Regions from separate parts of the Homo sapiens genome. Here region 1 is linked to region 2. Evidence: read pairs that join two places in POLR2A ChIA-PET (ENCODE). Cell type or tissue: MCF 10A. All regions are shown on one strand. Links, peaks and the distances in the headings refer to the core of each region. The heading gives the core; the rest is flanking DNA.

Region 1 (4,722 bases), core at 197-4,196, 63 kb before region 2:
CATTTTCAAAGTTCTCTAATTCCGTTTTTAAGAAATCACATTTTGAGATACATTTACAAAATTTTAAAACTCCAAGGTAAAAAAAAAAAATCCACAAAGCTTTCAAAGAAGAAAGGTTACTCAAAAAGGTTCAAAATCAGACTGACATCACACAACATCAGATGCTAACACATTAGAATATAATGGAGCAATGTCTTCAAAATTCTAAGGGAAAAATATTGTCAATCTTGAATTGTATGAGAACAAAAGGTAATTTAAGACACAGAAGAACTCAGGAAGTTTACCTCCCACACCCTGTAAGAATTACTCAAGAAAATAGTTTAACCAAAAATATAAGTAATCCGAGAAAGAAGACAATATGAAATAAGAAACGGGCTGGGCACAGTGGCTCACGCCTGTAATCCCAGCACTTTGGGATGCCGTCCCTACTAAAAACACAAAAATCAGCCAGGTATGGTGGCACGCACCTGTAATCCCAGCTACTAGGGAAGCTGAAGCAGGAGAATCACTTGAACCCAGAAGGTGGAGTTTGCGGTGAGCCGAGATCACACCACTGCACTCCAGCCTGGGTGACAGAGCAAGACTCCGTCTCAAAAAGAAAAAAAAGAAAGAAACAGTAGGTGGTGCTAAATCTGACCCAGACTGAAGGTGGGGACAGGAGGATTAGAAAAAAATTAAGAGGCTTTCAGCCGGGCACTGTGGTTCTCGCCTGTAATCCCAGCACTCTGGGAGGCTGGGGTGGGCAAATCACCTGAGGTCAGGAGTTCGAGACTAGCCTGGCCAACATGGTGAAACCCCCCCTCTCTACCAAAAATACAAAAATTAGGGCTGGGCATGGTGGCTCACCTGTAATCCCAGCACTTTGTGAGGCCGAGGTGGGCGGATCACTTGAGGTCAGGGGTTTGAGACCAGCCTGGCCAACATGGTGAAACCTCGTCTCTAGTAAAAATACAAAAAAATTAGCTGGGCGTGGTGGCGTGTGCTTGTAATCCCAGGTACTGGGGAGGCTGAGGCAGAAGAATCAGTTGAACCCAGAAGGTGGAGGTTGCAGTGAGCTGAGATCGTGCCACTGCACTCTAGCCTGGGTGACAGAACAAGACTGCGTCTCCAGAAAAAAAAAAAAAAAAAAAGCCAGGCGTGGTGGGTGGTGGCACACGCCTGTAATCCCAGCGACTTGGGAGGCTGAGTGAGGCAGAATCACCTGAACCCAGGAGGTGGAGGTTGCAGTGAGGTGAGATCGCACCACTGCACTCCAGCCTGGGTGACAGAGCGAGACTCTGTCTCAAAAAAAAAAAAAAAAGAAAAAATTAAGAGGCTTTATTACATCTTGATGCCTTGAGAATTCTCTATTGAATGGTGAAGTTTTATAAACATTTCCTTTTCTATGGAGCTAAGCCCACTACTCGATTCTACAGTGATGTTCATGTAAAATCATTGTGAATTCTGTTCATTTTTCCTTTTGAAGTGTGATTACTGACACAGTTGGATTTATTTTTGCCATTTTATTTTATGCTTCCTCTTTACCCTACTTTATGCTTCCTTCTTTTTCCTTTCCTGCCTTTGTTAAGACCGAATTGCTTGTTTGTAAGTTCGAAATGTTATTGGTTCACAACTAAAAGTAATGCATTTACGGACTGCCCTTAAATTTTTAATATGCATGCACACGCAGAGTGTGAGGTTAATCAACATTTTGGAACAACACGAGCACTTTATACAACTTCAAATATTTCAGTTCTGCACTTAAGTTTTATTGCCCACCCGCCACACCACCACCCTTGTAGACACAATTATTATCATGCAGCATTGGCTTAGATTTACCCACTGTAGCAGACTGTTGATGCCCCATACAGACTCCTTTTGTTGGGCCAGTACACCCACTAGCCAGCTCTAGTATTATTTGACAGTTAGAACGTTCTCTTGAGGATTACTCCCATTAGGACAGGGCCTATCTGGCTGGGAGGTCACCCACCCTAATCTCTGAGGGGACACTGCAGCAAATGCCCGACTGACTCAGTGATAGAAAAAGCCAGCTCCCGCCGGGCACGGTGGCTCACGCCTGTAATCCCAGCACTTTGGGAGGCCGAGGTGGGCGGGTCACAAGGTCAGGAGATTAAGACTAACACGGTGAAACCCGTCTTACTAAAAATACAAAAAATTAGCTGGGTGTGGTGACACACTCCTGTAATCCCAGCTACTCAGGAGGTTGAGGCAGGAGAATCGCTTGAACCCGGGAGGTGGAGGTTGCAGTGAGCCGAGATCAGCCACTGCACTCCAGCCTGGGCAACAGTGAGACTCAGTCTCAAAAAAAAAAAAAAAGGAAAAAGCCAGCTCCCTTGCCACAGGAAAGATAACTCAGTGATGCCACTATTAGCTTTCTATTGCAGCTGTAACAAATTATTAATAATGCAAACCTAATAGATTAAAACAACACAAATAAATAGCTAGGCAGAGTGGCACATGCTTGTAATCCCAGCTCCCCGGGAGGCTGAGGTGGGAGGATCACTGGAGGCCAGCAGTTGGAGACCAGCCTGGGCAACACAGCAAGACTCCCTCTTTAAAACAAAACAAAACACACACACACAAAAAGAAAAAGGCCTGGTGCAGTGGCTTGTGCCTGTAATCCTAGCACTTTGGGAGGCCAAAGCAGGAGGATCACTTGAGTGCGGGAGTTCCAGACCAGCTTGGACAACATAGTGAGACCTTGTCTCTATTTTTTTTTTTTTTTTTAAAAAAGCACATACACACAAATTTATCATCTTACAGGTATGGAGATAATAAGTCTGGCATGGGCCTCACTGGGCTAAAATCAAGGTGTCAGCAGAGCTATGTTCCTTTCTTGAGGCAATGGAATCCATTTTCTTGCCTTTTCCAGCTCTAAGAGGCTACCAGCATTCCTTGGCTCATGGCTCCCTTCCTCTATGTTCCAGGCCAGCAGTATGGCCTCTACCTGACCATTCATTATTCTGTAGTCACATCTGACTCTCTTCTTCCTCTTTAAAAACCTCTGTGATCACACTGGGCCCCCCAAGATAATCCAGAATAATCTCTTTATTTGAGATCAGTTGATTAGCAACCTTAACTCTCCTCTGCCATGTAACCTAACATATGCACAGATTCAGGGGATTGAGACATGGACATCCTTCAGGGCCATCATTCCACTGATCACAGTGCCTTTCATGCTTCAGAGCTATTTGCAGGTTCAGGCTAAGGCTACAGTCCAGCTGAACTCACATAAAAGGATCTGTAAGAAAGTTGCATCCGTCGGGCGTGGTGGCTCACGCCTGTAATCCCAGCACTTTGGGAGGCTGAGGTGGGCAGATTACCTGAGGTCGGGATTTCTAGACCAGCCTGGCCAAAATGGCGAAACCCTGTCTCTACTAAAAAATACATAAAAATTAGCCGGGCGTGGTGGCATGTGCATGTAGTCTCAGCTACTTGGGAGGCTGAGGCAGCAGAATCACGTGAACCCAGGAGGCGGAAGCTGCAGTGAGCTGAGATCACACCACTGCACTCCACACTCCAGCCTGGGTGACAGAGAGAGACTTCATCTCAAAAAAAAAAAAAAAGAAAGTTGCATCCTTATTCAACAGTAAACAGTATTTGTCATAATGATGTGTAAAACTTCAAAGGAATTTAATAAATTGGTAGACAAGAATGTGAAAAAGAAGGTGTTATAGAGCTAACTCCACATAGGAAGTTCAAGTCATTTATGATAATAGGAACTCTAAAAATTACAGTTGTAGTAAATACCAACAGAAACAACTCTTATAGTTGAAACTTCTCTGAGAAAAAGCCACTAAACTGGAGAGAGGTGAAGCAGAGAAATGCTTTTTTTTTTTTTTTTAATTGACAGAGTTTTGCTCGTTGCCCAGGCTGGAGTGCAATGGCACAATCTCGGCTCACTGCAACCTCCACCTCCCAGGTTCAAGCGATTCTCCTGCCTCGACCTCCTGAGTAGCTGGGATTACAGGTGCGCGCCACTACGCCTGGCTAATTTTTTGTATTTTTAGTAGAGACAGCGTTTCACCATGTTGGCCAAGCTGGTCTTGAACTCCTGACCTCAGGAGATCCACCGGCCTCAGCCTCCCAAAGTGCTGGGATTACAGGCATGAGCCACTGCACCTGGCCAAAATGCTCCTTTTCTTTAGGCTTCTAAAGCATTTCTCTGCTTTAATAAAAGCAATATAAAAAATAAATTCAGTGAATGAAGCAGAAAGGTTAAAAAGAAAAAGCCCTCTAAAATAGCAGTAACTTATTAATTCTAAATTCCTATTCTTTTTCTAACTATAAATTAGTATGTACTCACTGTAAAGACTTTGGACAATATAAAAATATTGGGAAAAAAGTGAAAATCCTGTATGTCAATCTCTCAAAGATAACTACTATGAATATTTGTGTGTATATTTATGCTCAGCTGGGTATTTTTTCCAAAAAATGGAATCACACTGTAACCTGATTTATCACTAACATGTGGATATCTTTCTAGACGAATTTATACAGCTCTACATTGCTCTTAATAATTGTATACAGCTGGGCACAGTGGCACACACCTGTAGTCCCAGCTACTCAGAAGGCTGAAGTGGGAGGTTTGCTTGAGCCCAGGAATTCAAGGCTGTAGTGTTCGACGATCACACCTGTGAATAGCCACTGCATTCCAGCCTGGGCAATACAACAAGACCCTGTCTCTTTAAAAAAAATTGCATAGAATTCTATCATTTGAAT
Region 2 (4,722 bases), core at 270-4,269:
CTCTGTCGCCCAGGCCGGAGTGCAATGGCAGGATCTCATCTCACTACAACCTCCCCCTCCCAGGTTTGAGCGATTCTCCCACCTCAGCCTCCTGAGTAGCTGGGATTACAGGCACGCACCACCACGTCTAGCTAATTTTTGTATTTTTAGTACAGACGGGGTTTCACCATGTTGATCAGGCTGGTCTCAAACTCCTGACCTCGTGATCTGCCCACCTTGGCCTCCCAATGTGCTGGGATTACAGGCATGAGCCACTGTGCCCGGCCTTTGCATCCATTCTTTTTTTTTTTTTTTTGGAATGCAGTGGGGCAATCTCAGCTCACTGCAACCTCTGCCTCCCGGGTTCAAGCAATTCTCCTGCCTCAGCCTCCCAAGTAGCTGGGACTACAGGCACACACCACCACGCCGAGCTAATTTTTGTATTTTTAGTAGAGACGGGGTTTCACCCTGTTGGCCAGGATGGTCTCGATCTCTTGACCTTGTGATCTGTCCACCTCGGCCTCCCAAAGTGCTGGGATTACAGGCATGAGCCACCACACCTGGCCTCTGCATCCATTCTTAATCCCCATGGATCAAGGAGTGATTTTGACTTTCAAGTCTTACTATTTAAGAAACACATTTCATAGGCTGGGCATGGTGGCTCATGCCTGTAATCCCAGCACTTTGGGAGGCCACGGTGGGCGGATCACCTGAGATCAGGAGTTCCGAGACCAGCCTTACCAACACGGAGAAACCCTGTCTCTACTAAAAATACAAAATTAGCCAGGCATGGTGGTACATGCCTGTAATCCTAGCTACTTGGGAGGCTGAGACAGGAGAATCACTTGAACCCGGGAGGCGGAGGTTGCAGTGAGCCTAGATCCTGTCATTGCGGTCCAACCGCGGCAACAAGAGCGATACTCCATCTCAACAACAACAACAACAACAACAACAACAACAACAACAAAAGAAATACATTTCAGGCCTGGCGCTGCGGCTCATGCCTGTAATCCCAGCACTTTGGGAGGCCGAGGCAGGTGCATCATTAGGTCAGGAGTTCGAGACCAGCCTGATCAACAGGGTGAAACCCCGTCTCTACTAAAAATACAAAAATTAGCCAGGTGTGGTGGCACACGCCTGTAGTCCCAGCTACTCAGGAGCCTGAGGAAGGAGAATCGCTTGAACCCAGGAGGCGGAGGTTGCAGTGAGCGGAGATTGTGCCACTGCACTACAGCCTGGGCGACAGAGCAAGACCCTGTCTCAAAAACAAAAAACAAAAAAAAAGAAAAAGAAAAGAAATATATTTCAGACAGCAGAGGTGGCATGCACCTGTAGAGTACCAGCTACTTGGGAGGCTGAGGCGAGAGGGTCCCTTGAGCCCAGGAGTTCAAGACTGTAGTGCACCTTTGTATAGCCACTGCACTGCAGCCTGGGCAACATAATGAGGCTCAGTCTCTAAAAAAATAAAAACTTAAAAAATAAAATAAAAAAAAAGAAATACATTTCATAAGGCTATAGTGGCCACTAATAGTGATTTTCTTGGTTATCTGAGCAACGTAAGTTGAAAACCTTCTGGAAAGAATTCACAAATTCTCAATGCCATTAGAACATTCATGATTTATGGGAGGAGGTCAAAATATCAACTTTAGCAGGAGTTTGAAAGAAGCTGATTCCCACCTTCACAGATGACTTTGAGGAGTTCAAGACTTCAGTGGCGAAAGAAACTGCAGATGTGGTAGAAATAGCAAGAGAACCAGAATTAGAAGTGGAGCCTGAAGATGTGACTGAATTGCTGCCATCTCATGATAAAACTTCAACAGATGAGGAGCTACTTCTTATAGATGAGCAAATACAGTGTTTTTTTGAGATGGAATCTACTCCTGGTGAAGATGCTGTGAACATTGTGGAAATTACAAGAGAAGATTTAGAATATTACTTCAATTTAGTTGAGAGGATTGACTCTAGTTTTGAAAAAAGCGGTTTTTTTTTTTGGTTTGGTTTGGTTTTGTTTTTTGAGACAGAGTGTCTCTCTGTCACCCAGGCTGGAGTGCAGTGGAGTGATCTTGGCTCACTGCAACCTCCGCCTCCTGGGTTCAAGCAATTCTTGTGCCTCAGCCTCCCTAGTAGCTGGGATTACAGATGCGCACCACCATACCCAGCTATTTTTTTGTATTTTTAGTAGAGACGAGCTTTCGCCATGTTGCCCAGGCTGGTCTCGAACTCCTGAGCTCAGGTGATCCTTCTGCTGCGGCCTCCAAAAGTGCTGCAATTACAGGCATGAGCCACGGCACCTGGCCTAATTTTGAAGAAAGTTCTACTATGGGTAAAATGCTATCAAACAGCATCGCATACTATAGAGAAATCTTTCACAACAAGAAAAGCCAATCAATGCAGCAAACTTCATTGTTGTCTTAAGAAATTGCCATAGCCACACCAACCTTCAGCAACCACCACCCTGATCAGTCAGCAGCCATCAACATTGAGCAAGTACCTCCACGAGCAAAAAGATTATATGAGTCACTGAAGGCTCAGATGATTGTTAGCATTCTTTAGCAATAAAGTATGTCTTAGTTAAGGTATGTACTTTTTTTAGACATAACGCTATTGCACACTTAATAGACTACAGTACACTGTAAACAATGTTTTTCTGCACTGAGAAATAAAAAAACTGTGTGACTCACTTTATTGTGATATTTGCTTTATTGTGGTAGTCTGGAACAGAAGCACAGTATCTCCAAGTTATCCCTGTATGTATGTATATGTATATGTATATATAGTTATATCCACAATCCACACAGCACCTGCAAGATTTGGAAGTCAGGAGACTAGAAGGAATTATAGAAACTCATCCAAAATAGAGGTAACCTTAGAGACTCTCCTACTGAAATGTTGCTTAATTTAACAATACAGCAATTAAAAAAAAAAAAAAAGAGACTGGGTGCAGTGGCTCACGCCTCTAATCCCAGCACTTTGGGAGACCAAAGCAGGAGGATTGCTTGAGGCCAGGAATTTGAGACCAGCCTGGGCAACATAGCAAGATCCCATCTCTACAAAAAACTTTTTAGATAATTAGCCGGGCATGGTGGCTCACACCTGTAGTCCCAACTACTCAGGAGGGTGAGGTGAAAGAATCACTTGAGCTCAGGAGTTCGATGCTGCAGTGAGCTATGATTATGCTATTGCCCTCCAGCTTGAGGGACAGAGTAAGACCCTGTCTCAAAAAAAAAAAAAAAAAAAAAAAAAGATGACCCCTGCCCTGAGGGGATTAGAGTCCGAAAATATATGTCAGGTGCTGTGGCTCACGCCTATAATCCTAGCACTTTGGGAGGCCGAGGCAGGTCATCACCTGAGGTCAGGGGTTTGAGACCAGCCTGGTCAACATGGTGAAACCCTGTCTGTACTAAAAATACAAAAATTAGCTGGGCTCGGTGGCATGCACTTATAATCCCAGCTACTCAGGAGGTTGAGGCAGGAGAATCGCTTGAACCTGGGAGGTGGAGGTTGCAGTGAGCTGAGATCATGCCACTGCACTCTAGCCTGGGCAACAAAGTGAGACTCTGTCTCAAAAAAAAAAAAAAGGGATGTTTGAAGTATTAATAAGCTATGTCAGAAAATTAAACGAAACCTACCGTTGTAAAATATCACTTCCTAAATTAGTCATAGTTCATGATATTAGACTTTTATTTATTTATTTATTTATTTTTGAGATGGAGTCTCTCTCTGCCACCCAGGCTGGAGTGCAGTGGCGTGATCTCGGCTCACTGCAACCTCCGCATCCTGGCTTCAAGCAATTCTCCTGCCTCAGCCTCCTGAGTAGCTGGGATTATAGGTGTGCGCCACCACACCCGGCTAATTTTTGCATTTTTAGTAGAGACGGGGTTTCACCATATTGGTCAGGCTGGTCTTGAACTCCTGACCTTGTGATCCACCTACTTTGGCCTACCAAAGTGCTGGGATTATAGGCGTGAGCCACAGCGCCCGGTCTTTAGACTTTTTTTTTTTTTTTTTTTTTTTACTAACCCACATAAAAGGTTTATTGATATGGTTTGGCTGTGTCCCCACCCAAATCTCATCTTGAATTGTAGTTCCCATAATCCCCATGTGTTGTGGGAGGGACCCAGTGGGAGGTAATTGAATCATGGGGGTGGTTACCCAGATGCTGTTCTTGCGATAGTGAGTGAGTTCTCATGAGATCAGATGCTTTTATAAGGGGCTTTTCCTCTTTTGTTCGGCACTTCTCCTTGCTGCCACCATGTGAATAAGGACATGTTTGCTTCCCCTTCCACCATGGTTGTAAGTTTCCTGAGGCCTCCCCGCTATGCAGAACTGTAAGTCAATTAAACCTCTTTCCTTTATAAATTATGCAGTCTTGGGTATTTCTTGATATTGCATGAGAACAGACTAATACAATAAACTGGTACAGGTAAAGTGGGGTGTTGCTATAAGGATACCTGAGAATGTGGAAGTGACTTTGGAACTTGGTAACACACAGAGATTGGAACAGTTTGGAGGGCACAGAAGACAGGAAGATGTGGGAAAGTTTGGAACTTCCTAGAGACTCACTGAATGGCTTTGAGCAAAATACTGATAGTGATATGGACAACGAAGTCCAGGCTGAGGTGGTCTCAGATGGAGATGAGGAACTTGTTGGGAACTGGAGTAAAGGTCACTCTTGCTATGCAAAGAGATTGGTGTCATTTTGTCCCTGCCCTAGAGATCTGTGGAAGTATTAATTTGAGAGAG

The links. Peaks named below come from ENCODE experiments on the same cell type or tissue, not always from the same donor. Only the 100,000 strongest peaks of a DNase experiment are listed, where the experiment ranks them.
Region 1: POLR2A ChIA-PET joins it to region 2 with 5 read pairs; 4 of 35 experiments call an interaction of 5 or more read pairs at or near these places.

Annotation. Positions count from the first base shown.
Region 1 is chrX:44,515,042-44,519,763 of GRCh38, forward strand. No RefSeq gene overlaps it. Among named protein-coding and RNA genes, the nearest start is that of FUNDC1, 25 kb to the right of the region's middle. In MCF 10A, for the core only: no CTCF peak of the experiment used is centred there; no DNase peak of the experiment used is centred there.
Region 2 is chrX:44,578,159-44,582,880 of GRCh38, forward strand. No RefSeq gene overlaps it. Among named protein-coding and RNA genes, the nearest start is that of FUNDC1, 38 kb to the left of the region's middle. In MCF 10A, for the core only: no CTCF peak of the experiment used is centred there; a DNase peak (open chromatin) is centred at 2,533.